Linked DNA regions of Homo sapiens: region 1 is linked to region 2. A link is an interaction called in ENCODE POLR2A ChIA-PET data of the cell type or tissue named here. Cell type or tissue: PC-9. All regions are shown on one strand.

Evidence for each region. ChIA-PET counts read pairs that join two places held together with the same protein. Peaks named below come from ENCODE experiments on the same cell type or tissue, not always from the same donor. Only the 100,000 strongest peaks of a DNase experiment are listed, where the experiment ranks them.
Region 1: POLR2A ChIA-PET joins it to region 2 with 10 read pairs; 5 of 35 experiments call an interaction of 5 or more read pairs at or near these places.

Annotation. Positions count from the first base shown.
Region 1 is chr17:38,687,384-38,691,383 of GRCh38, forward strand. No RefSeq gene overlaps it. Among named protein-coding and RNA genes, the nearest start is that of MIR4734, 13 kb to the right of the region's middle. In PC-9, no CTCF peak of the experiment used is centred here; no DNase peak of the experiment used is centred here; H3K27ac peaks cover 447 bases.
Region 2 is chr17:38,787,305-38,791,304 of GRCh38, forward strand. The region is part of intron 1 of PIP4K2B (phosphatidylinositol-5-phosphate 4-kinase type 2 beta); the gene reads right to left. Among named protein-coding and RNA genes, the nearest start is that of PIP4K2B, 10 kb to the right of the region's middle. In PC-9, no CTCF peak of the experiment used is centred here; no DNase peak of the experiment used is centred here; H3K27ac peaks cover 746 bases.

The DNA.
Region 1 (4,000 bases), 100 kb before region 2:
CTTTAGGCCTAAAGCAATAAGCTCCTTCCTCTCTTTCCCTAAGCACTTGCTGTTCCTTCAGACTGTAAACTTTCCCCCCACATTGCTTCTCCTGGCCAACGCCTGCTCCTACTCAGAGCTCCACTGAGTCATCCCTTCCTCTAAGAAAACCTCTCTTCGCCCTTCCAGATGATGCCCAGGTCAGTTTCCACACTATCCCCACTTCAAGAGCTGTGTATATTTCCTTCAAAGATTTCCACTGGCCAGGCGTGGTGGCTCACGCCTGTAACCCCAGCACTTTGGGAGGCCAAGACGGGCAGATCACCTGAAGTCAGGAGTTCAAGACCAGCCTGGCCAACACAGTGAAACCTGCTCTCTACTAAAAATACAAAAATTAGCCGGGTGTGGTGGCACGTGCCTGTAGTCTCAGCTACTTGGGCGGCTGAGGCAGGAGAATCGCTTGAATCCAAGAGACAGAGGTTGCAGTAAGCTGAGAGGGCGCCATTGTACTCCAACCCGGGCAACAGAGCAAGACTCCATCTCAAAAAAAAAAAAAAAAAAAAGATTTCCATCTGCTAATCACTATTCATCTATTAGTGTATCTGATTATCCACCTCTCCTCCCTCTCCTCCGCCACTCTGTTTCATGGGGACAGGGACCACATTGAATTTTGCAGTAGCTTAGTAATTGGCACAGAGTTGGCAACCCAATACACTTTTTTTTTTTTTTTGAGACGGAGCCTTGCTCTGTCGCCCAGGCTGGAGTGCAGTGGTGCAATCTCAGCTCACTGCAAGCTGTGCCTTCCGGGTTCATGCCATTCTCCTGCCTCAGCTTCCTGAGTAGCTGGGACTACAGGCACCCGCCACCATGCCTGGCTAATTTTTTTTTGTATTTTCAGTAGAGACGAGGTTTCACTGTGTTAGCCAGGATGGTCTGGATCTCCTGACCTCGTGATCCACCTACCTTGGCCTCCCAAAGTGCTGGGATTACAGGTGTGAGCCACCACACCTGGCCACCAAATACTTTTTTATTTTTTTTTAAGAGACAGGGTCTCCATCTGTCACCTAGGCTAGAGTACAGTGGCATGATCATAGCTCACTGCAATCTCAAACTCTGGGACTCAAGCAATCCTCCCTCCTCAGCCTCCCAAAGCACTGAGATTACAGGCATGAGCCACTGCTCACAGCCAACATTTGCTAAAAGTGATTTAAAGTTTTCATGGAAGTTTACCCCTAAATACTTCAGGAAGTTTTCTTACTACAATATCATGATCATAGGCTGCGTGCAGTGGCCACACTTTAATCCGAGCACTTTGGAAGGCCAAGGTGGGCGGGTCACCTAAGGCCAGGAGTTCAAGAATAGCCTGGCCAACATGGTGAAACCCTGTCTCTACTAAAAATACAAAAACTAACCAGGCATAGTGGTGCGCCTGAAATCCCAGCTACTCAGAAGGCTGAGGCAGGAGAATTGCTTGAACCCGGGAGGCAGAGGCTACAGTGAGCCAAGATCTCTCCACTGCACTCCAGCCTGGGCAACACAGCGAGACTCAGTCAAAAAAAAAATACATATATATATATATATACCCACACACACACACACACACATATGTATATATATGTTTATATATAAAATGATCATACCTCAGAAAATTACCCATTCCTTAATATCATCCAATATGTAGCCCATATTCAAATTTACCAACTTGTCCTCCAAAATGCTTTTTTTGTATTTGATTTGTTCCAACCAAGATCTTTATTTACTTATTTATTTTTTGGGACTGGGTCTTGCTTTGTCGCCTAGGCTTCTGGCACAATCACAGCTCACAGCAACCTCAACCTCCAGGCCTCAGCCTCCTGAGTAGCTGGGACCACAGACGCGTGCCACCATATCCAGCTAATTTATTTATTTATTTATCTATTTATTTTATTATACTTTAAGTTCTAGGGTACATGTGCACAACGTGCAGGTTTGTTACATATGTATACATGTGCCATGTCGGTGTGCTGCACCCATTAACTCGTCATTTACATTAGGTATATCTTATTTATTTATTTATTTATTTATTTTGGTAGAGATAGGCTCTTGCTATGTTGCCTAGGCTGGTCTTGAACTCCTGGGTTCAAGCAATCCTCCTCCCTGGGCCTCCAAAAGTGCTGGGATTACAGGCATGAGCCACTGTGCCTAGCTCCAACCAAAATCTAAATACGGTCTGCGCACTGCATTTCGCTATGTCCCTTAAGTCTCATTTAAATCTAGAATAACTTTTTCCCCCTTTGCCATTGACTTGGTGAACTGCTAAAGTATTTTAAGTAAATTACAGACATCATGTCCCACCTTCTAGATTTCTCTGATTGCTTCCTCATGGTGTTGTTTATCCCGTATTTTCTGTAAACTGGAAATTAGATCTCCAGGCTTGATTAGCTTCAGGTTGACTATGCTGACAAAAACACTTTGTGGGTGAAGCTTCCTCCAACATATTGCGTTCCCTTGGGGTGTCCCTGATGCCTGAGTTTCACTGTTAGTGATATAATATTGATCAGTTGCTCCCCTTGGCAACAGCCAATCCTTCTATCAAGAAATTGCATTTTTTGGCTGGGCGAGGTGGCTCATGCCTGTAATCCCAGCACTTTGGGAGGCCAAGGCCAGTGGATCACTTGAGGTCAGGAGTTTGAGACCACCCTGGCCAACATGGTGAAACCCCATCTCTACCAAAAATCCAAAAATTAGCTGGGTGTGGTGGCATGCACCTGTAGTCCCAGCTACTCGGGAGGCTGAGGCAGGAGAATCTCTTAAACCTGGGAGGCAGAGGCTTGCAGTGAGCTGAGATCGTGCCACTGCACTCCAGCCTGGGCGACAGAGTGAGACTGTCTCTAAAAAAAATTAATGAACAGAAGAAAAGTCATATTTTACAGATGAGGAAAACAGAGGCTCTGCCTCATTCAGTCACTCGCCCCAGAAAGCAGCAAGAGATGGTTAAGACCTAAAGGAAGGCAGTGGCCACAGGAACGGACGGGTTTTCAAAGGAGAATCAGCAGCATCTGCAAACAACTGGCTGTGTTGGGGAGGGAACCAGAAGCCCTGGCAGAAGCAGAGACTTCCCTCACATCTCGGGTGGGACATGAGGAGACAGAGCAACTTGGGGGGAAGGTAATGAGCTCAGGCTCCAGGCTTCCCAGATGTCTCCAAGCCGCTCTCTAGGGAAATGGTGTTTATAACATGACAATGTCTATAATTTGGCTTCCGGCATGACTCGATAATTAGCTTAAGTTATCCCTCATTGGCATTTTATTCAAAGCAAGGACACTCTTCCATTCATTCTGATGAGGCCTGCCTTCTGTGAGTGTTCCAGGGTAAGTGTGAACTGAGAGCTGTGCCTCTGTCTCTTTTGACTGAAGTGGGCTGGAGACTGAAGTTGGTGGGGTGGTTGAAGTGTCTGCTCACTGGGCTCAAGTCTGTCTCTGGGGCTTGAAGGTGTGGGCTCCCCCTCGGACAGGGTGTGGGGGGTGCTGAGACCTGCACATTCAATGCCTAGCAGGAGTTTGGCCCAGAGATTGGTTTCCAAGAGGTGTGTGAAGGAGGCAGTGACCAGGAAGATGGGGGATAGATCCCCTGGGAGGCAGTGTGGAGGACTACAACCAAGATGCTTCAGGCTGAACAGGGCTGTGCTCAGGGGAAATGGGAATGCTTCTGGGTTAGGACGCATTGACCAGGTTGATTCTGTGGGACTGAGTGGCTGATTCAGAGAAGGAGTGAAGAAGACAGAGTTGAGAAGGCCCCCATGTCTTTGTCTCCAGAGAAAGTGGAGGCTAGTAGCTGAGGCAGGACCTGGAAGAGGAAGGGTGGGTCTGGGGTGGGGAGATGCGGAGCTTAGTTTAGATGCGGAGGGAGTGGCCAGAGGAGACCTGGAAAAGGAGGCCTGGGACTGGAGAGGTGAGGACCAGGTCACAGGCACACAGGTCAAGGTTAAAGCCACAGACATGGATAAGCTCTTCCAGGGGAAGCCAAGCGGATCCAGAAGTGG
Region 2 (4,000 bases):
ACCTGGCCCCTCCCTGCCTTTATTTCTGTTCTTCTCTTCAAGTAAGTTCCCAACCTTGTCCTATTTTACCTATTGAAACTCTCCACCTGATAAGGGCCAGCTCAAAAGGCACCTCCTCCATGAAGTTTTCCAAGATTCTCTAGACCATCAATACCCTTTCCCATCTTGGAATTCCTGAAGTTTTCTTTGTATCTGTCTTCTGGCCATCTCACAGTCTCTCATATTGTAGTTAATGCCTATAAACCTCACCTGCTAGAGTTAAGCTAGGCAATACTATATTATTTATCTTTCTTTTTCTTTTTCTTTGAGACGGAGTTTTGCTGTTGTTGCCCAGGCTGGAGTGCAATGGCACGATCTCAGCTCACTGCAATCTCCACCTCCTGGCCTCAAGTGATTCTCCTGCCTCAGCCTCCCAAGTAGCTGGGATTACAGGCATGCACCACCATGTCCAGCTAATTTTTTTTTGTATTTTTAGTAGAGACAGGGTTTCATCATGTTGGTCAGGCTGGTCTTGAACTCTTGACCTCAGGTGATCCACCTGCCCTGGCCTCCCAAAGTGTTGGGATTACAGGCGTGAGCCACCACGCTCGGCTTTAATTATATTTCTAAGCAAAGAGCATCCTACTAATCTTTGGGGCACCACAGTGCTTGGCACCATTACTAGCATATATGGCAGATACTCAATAAATATTTGTCATATGCAATAATAAATGATCAATAGATAAATGTCTCCCAACCTAAGTGGGTATTAATTAAGGCCTTTGAATATCTTCATACAAATTGTGGGTCACTCAAGAAATTAGCTCAAGGAAGAAAAAAAGCTGGATGGGTTTGTGTGGACTTGTAACTCATATCCCCAAGGTAATAGATTAAATTTATTTATTTATTTATTTATTTATTTATTTATTTATTTATAGACAGAGTCTCACTGTGTCGCCCAGACTGGAGTACAGTGGTGCGATCTCAGCTCACTGCAAGCTCCGCCTCCTGGGTTCACACCATTCTCCTGCCTCAGCCTCCAGAGTAGCTGGGACTACAGGTGCCCGACACCACACCTGGCTAATTTTTTGTATTTTTAGTAGAGACAGGGTTTCACCATGTTAGCCTGGATAGTCTCGATCTCCTGAGCTCGTGATCCACCCACCTCGGCCTCCCAAAGTGCTGGGATTACAGGCATGAGCCACTGCGCCCGGCTGTAATAGATTAAAGTGAGCAGTAGTAAATGTCTGGCCACTGCCCCACTTGGACCCTCCTGATAAAAGCAGGGCCAGGCCTGGCACAGTGGCTCATGCCTGTAATCCCAGTACTTTGGAAGGCCAAGGCAGGAGGATCACTTGAGGCCAGGAGTTCTATACCACCCTGGGCAACACAGCAAGACCCTATCTCTAAAAAAAATAATTAAATGTGAAGCTGAGGCAGGCAGATCACCTGAGGTAAGGAGTTCAAGACCAGCCTGGCCAATATGGTGAAACCCTATCTCTACTAAAAATACAAAAAAATTAGCTGGGTGTGGTGGAAGCCACCTGTAATTCCAGCTACTCGGGAGGCTGAGGCAGGAGAATCGTTTGAACCCAGGAGGCATAAGGTATAGTGGGCCGAGATCGCGCCACTGCCTGGGCAACAAGAGTGAGACTCTGTCTCAAAAAAAAAAAAAAATTAAACACATTAGCCAGGCATAGTCGTGTACACCTATCATCCTAGCTACTCAGGAGGCTGAGGTGGGAGGATTGCTTGAGGCCAGGAGTTTGAGGTTACAGTGAGCTGACTGCACCACTGCACTGCACTCTAGCCTGGGCAAGAGTGAGATCTTGTCTCAAAAAAGAAAATAAAATAAAGCAGGGCCAGTTCCTGATGTCAAGTCCTGCCATACACTAAACTAAGGGAGATGGGGCAGGATGCCTTGCCTCTACTGCAAACAAACCTTCTGACTTTCATCCCTTCAGGGAGCTGGATCCTAGACAGAGAGCTAGCTTTCCATTGGTGCAGAGATGAGGGCAGATCCTGCCCTTCCCCACCTCGAGTTTAGCCAGTTAGTGGTCTAATTAACCACAGATGTCCTCTCCCATCACAGCAGAGTATTTGACATTTGACCCTCAACCCAGTTGCCACTAATGCATTCAGGATTTACAGAGGAAACCTTAGTCCTGACTTAATGGACTGGGGGGAGGGGGCACAGCCTTGTGTCTCCCACTTTCCTTGCAAATCCTGTTATCTCAATGAGGCCCCAGGTGGCAGTGAGGGGATAACCTAGAGTCATTAGAACTCCTCCAGGAGCATAAATGGGGGAAATGGCATTTAATTTGCTGCTCCTTTTATGTTACAAACCTTTTTTATTTAGAAATGTCAGAGAATGGAGGAAGTTCAAGTTAATGCAGTAACTGGGCTGGGGAACCATATCTTCCTAGAGTTGGGAAAAAACCCAATTTACTCATGGAGAAATGAAGGAAGCCATAGGAATGCACGTGCTTTGAGAGGGATGCTGGGGGCAGGGTAGTTTATAAGTTGGCAGTGGAGCAGACACTAGGTAAACTGCTGGCAAAAACTGGCATAGACACAAGAGTGTATCCTGTATAATTCCATTTATATGAAATTCTACAGCAGGCATCTATAATGAGAGAAATGAGATGAGTTGCCTGGCCAGGGGGCGGGGGGTGCTGAGTGTAAAGGGACATGAGAAGTGTGATTCTACGGTGACAGAAATGTTTTATATGTTGCTTGGGGTGATGGTTACATGAGCAAATACATTTGCTGAAATTCATCAAATTGTATACTTAAAATACGCACACTTAATATACATAAATTATTCCTCAATAAAGTTGATTTTTAAATTCCCAGCATCAAGCTCTGTGATACCCTTCATTGGCTAAACCCTCCCAATAGCCAAAAAAAACCCCAGAAGAGTCATGCCAGTTCCTATTCCAGGGGGTGCTCACAAGAGAATGTGACTGTCAAATCTGTGCCTACAGAGGAAACCATTCCACTTCTTTGTTTTTCTGCCAACAGAAACAATTCGTGGTGGCTGTCCCATTTCCTTTTTCCTGGCATATCAAGCCTGGCTCCGAGACTTAAAGGGAAAACAGAGACAAAGAGTTCAGGGCTCGGCTGGGCGCAGTGGCTCACGCCTATAATCCCAACACTTTGGGAGGCCTAAGGGGACGGATCACGAGGTCAGAAGATCGAGTCTTGCTCTGTTGCCCAGGCTGGAGTGCAGTGGCAGAATCTCCGCTCACTGCAACCTCTGCCTCCTGGGTTCAAGCGATTCTCCTGCCTCAGTCTCCTGAGTAGCTGGGATTACAGGCGCATGTCACCATGCCCTGCTAATTTTTGTATTTTTAGTAAAGATGGGGTTTCACCATGTTGGTCAGGCTGGTCTCGAATTCCTGACCTCGTGATCTGCCTGCCTCAGCCTCCCAAAATGCTGGGATTACAGATGTGAGCTACTGCACCTGGCCCAGCCTAGGAAATTTTTAACTCAGCTAACATTGGTGAACAATCCATATCTCAACTAGGGGAGACTTACCCCTCATTTCTACTAGGCCACATGTAGATGATTCACTGTAGGGATTAGCCCTATTATTATTATTTTTTTAGTTGTGTGAAATTTTATATCCCAGAGAGTTCTATTCCATTTCAATTGAACTGTTCCTATTGAAATATCTGCTACGTGCTTCATTCTGTTAGGTAGGTGTGTGGGAGGAGGAGAACACAAGGGGAGAAAGTGTTGTACATGCAAAAGAAACAGGAGGCTTATAATCTCATCAGGGAGATGAAAAAAAACCCTGACACCCTCAAAGTCAAAGCAGTATGCAATTAAGTGAGAATCCAGGGATACAGACATCAAGAACAGCAGAGGCTCAGAGAAGGATGAGGCTAGCATGGCCAGAGGGTCAGGCTCCCAGTCCTCATACATCAGGCCAGAAACAAGGCACCTAATGCCTCTCCTGGTATTGCACCAAGAGCACTTGACATTAGGAGAATCTACAAGATCATGCTACACTCC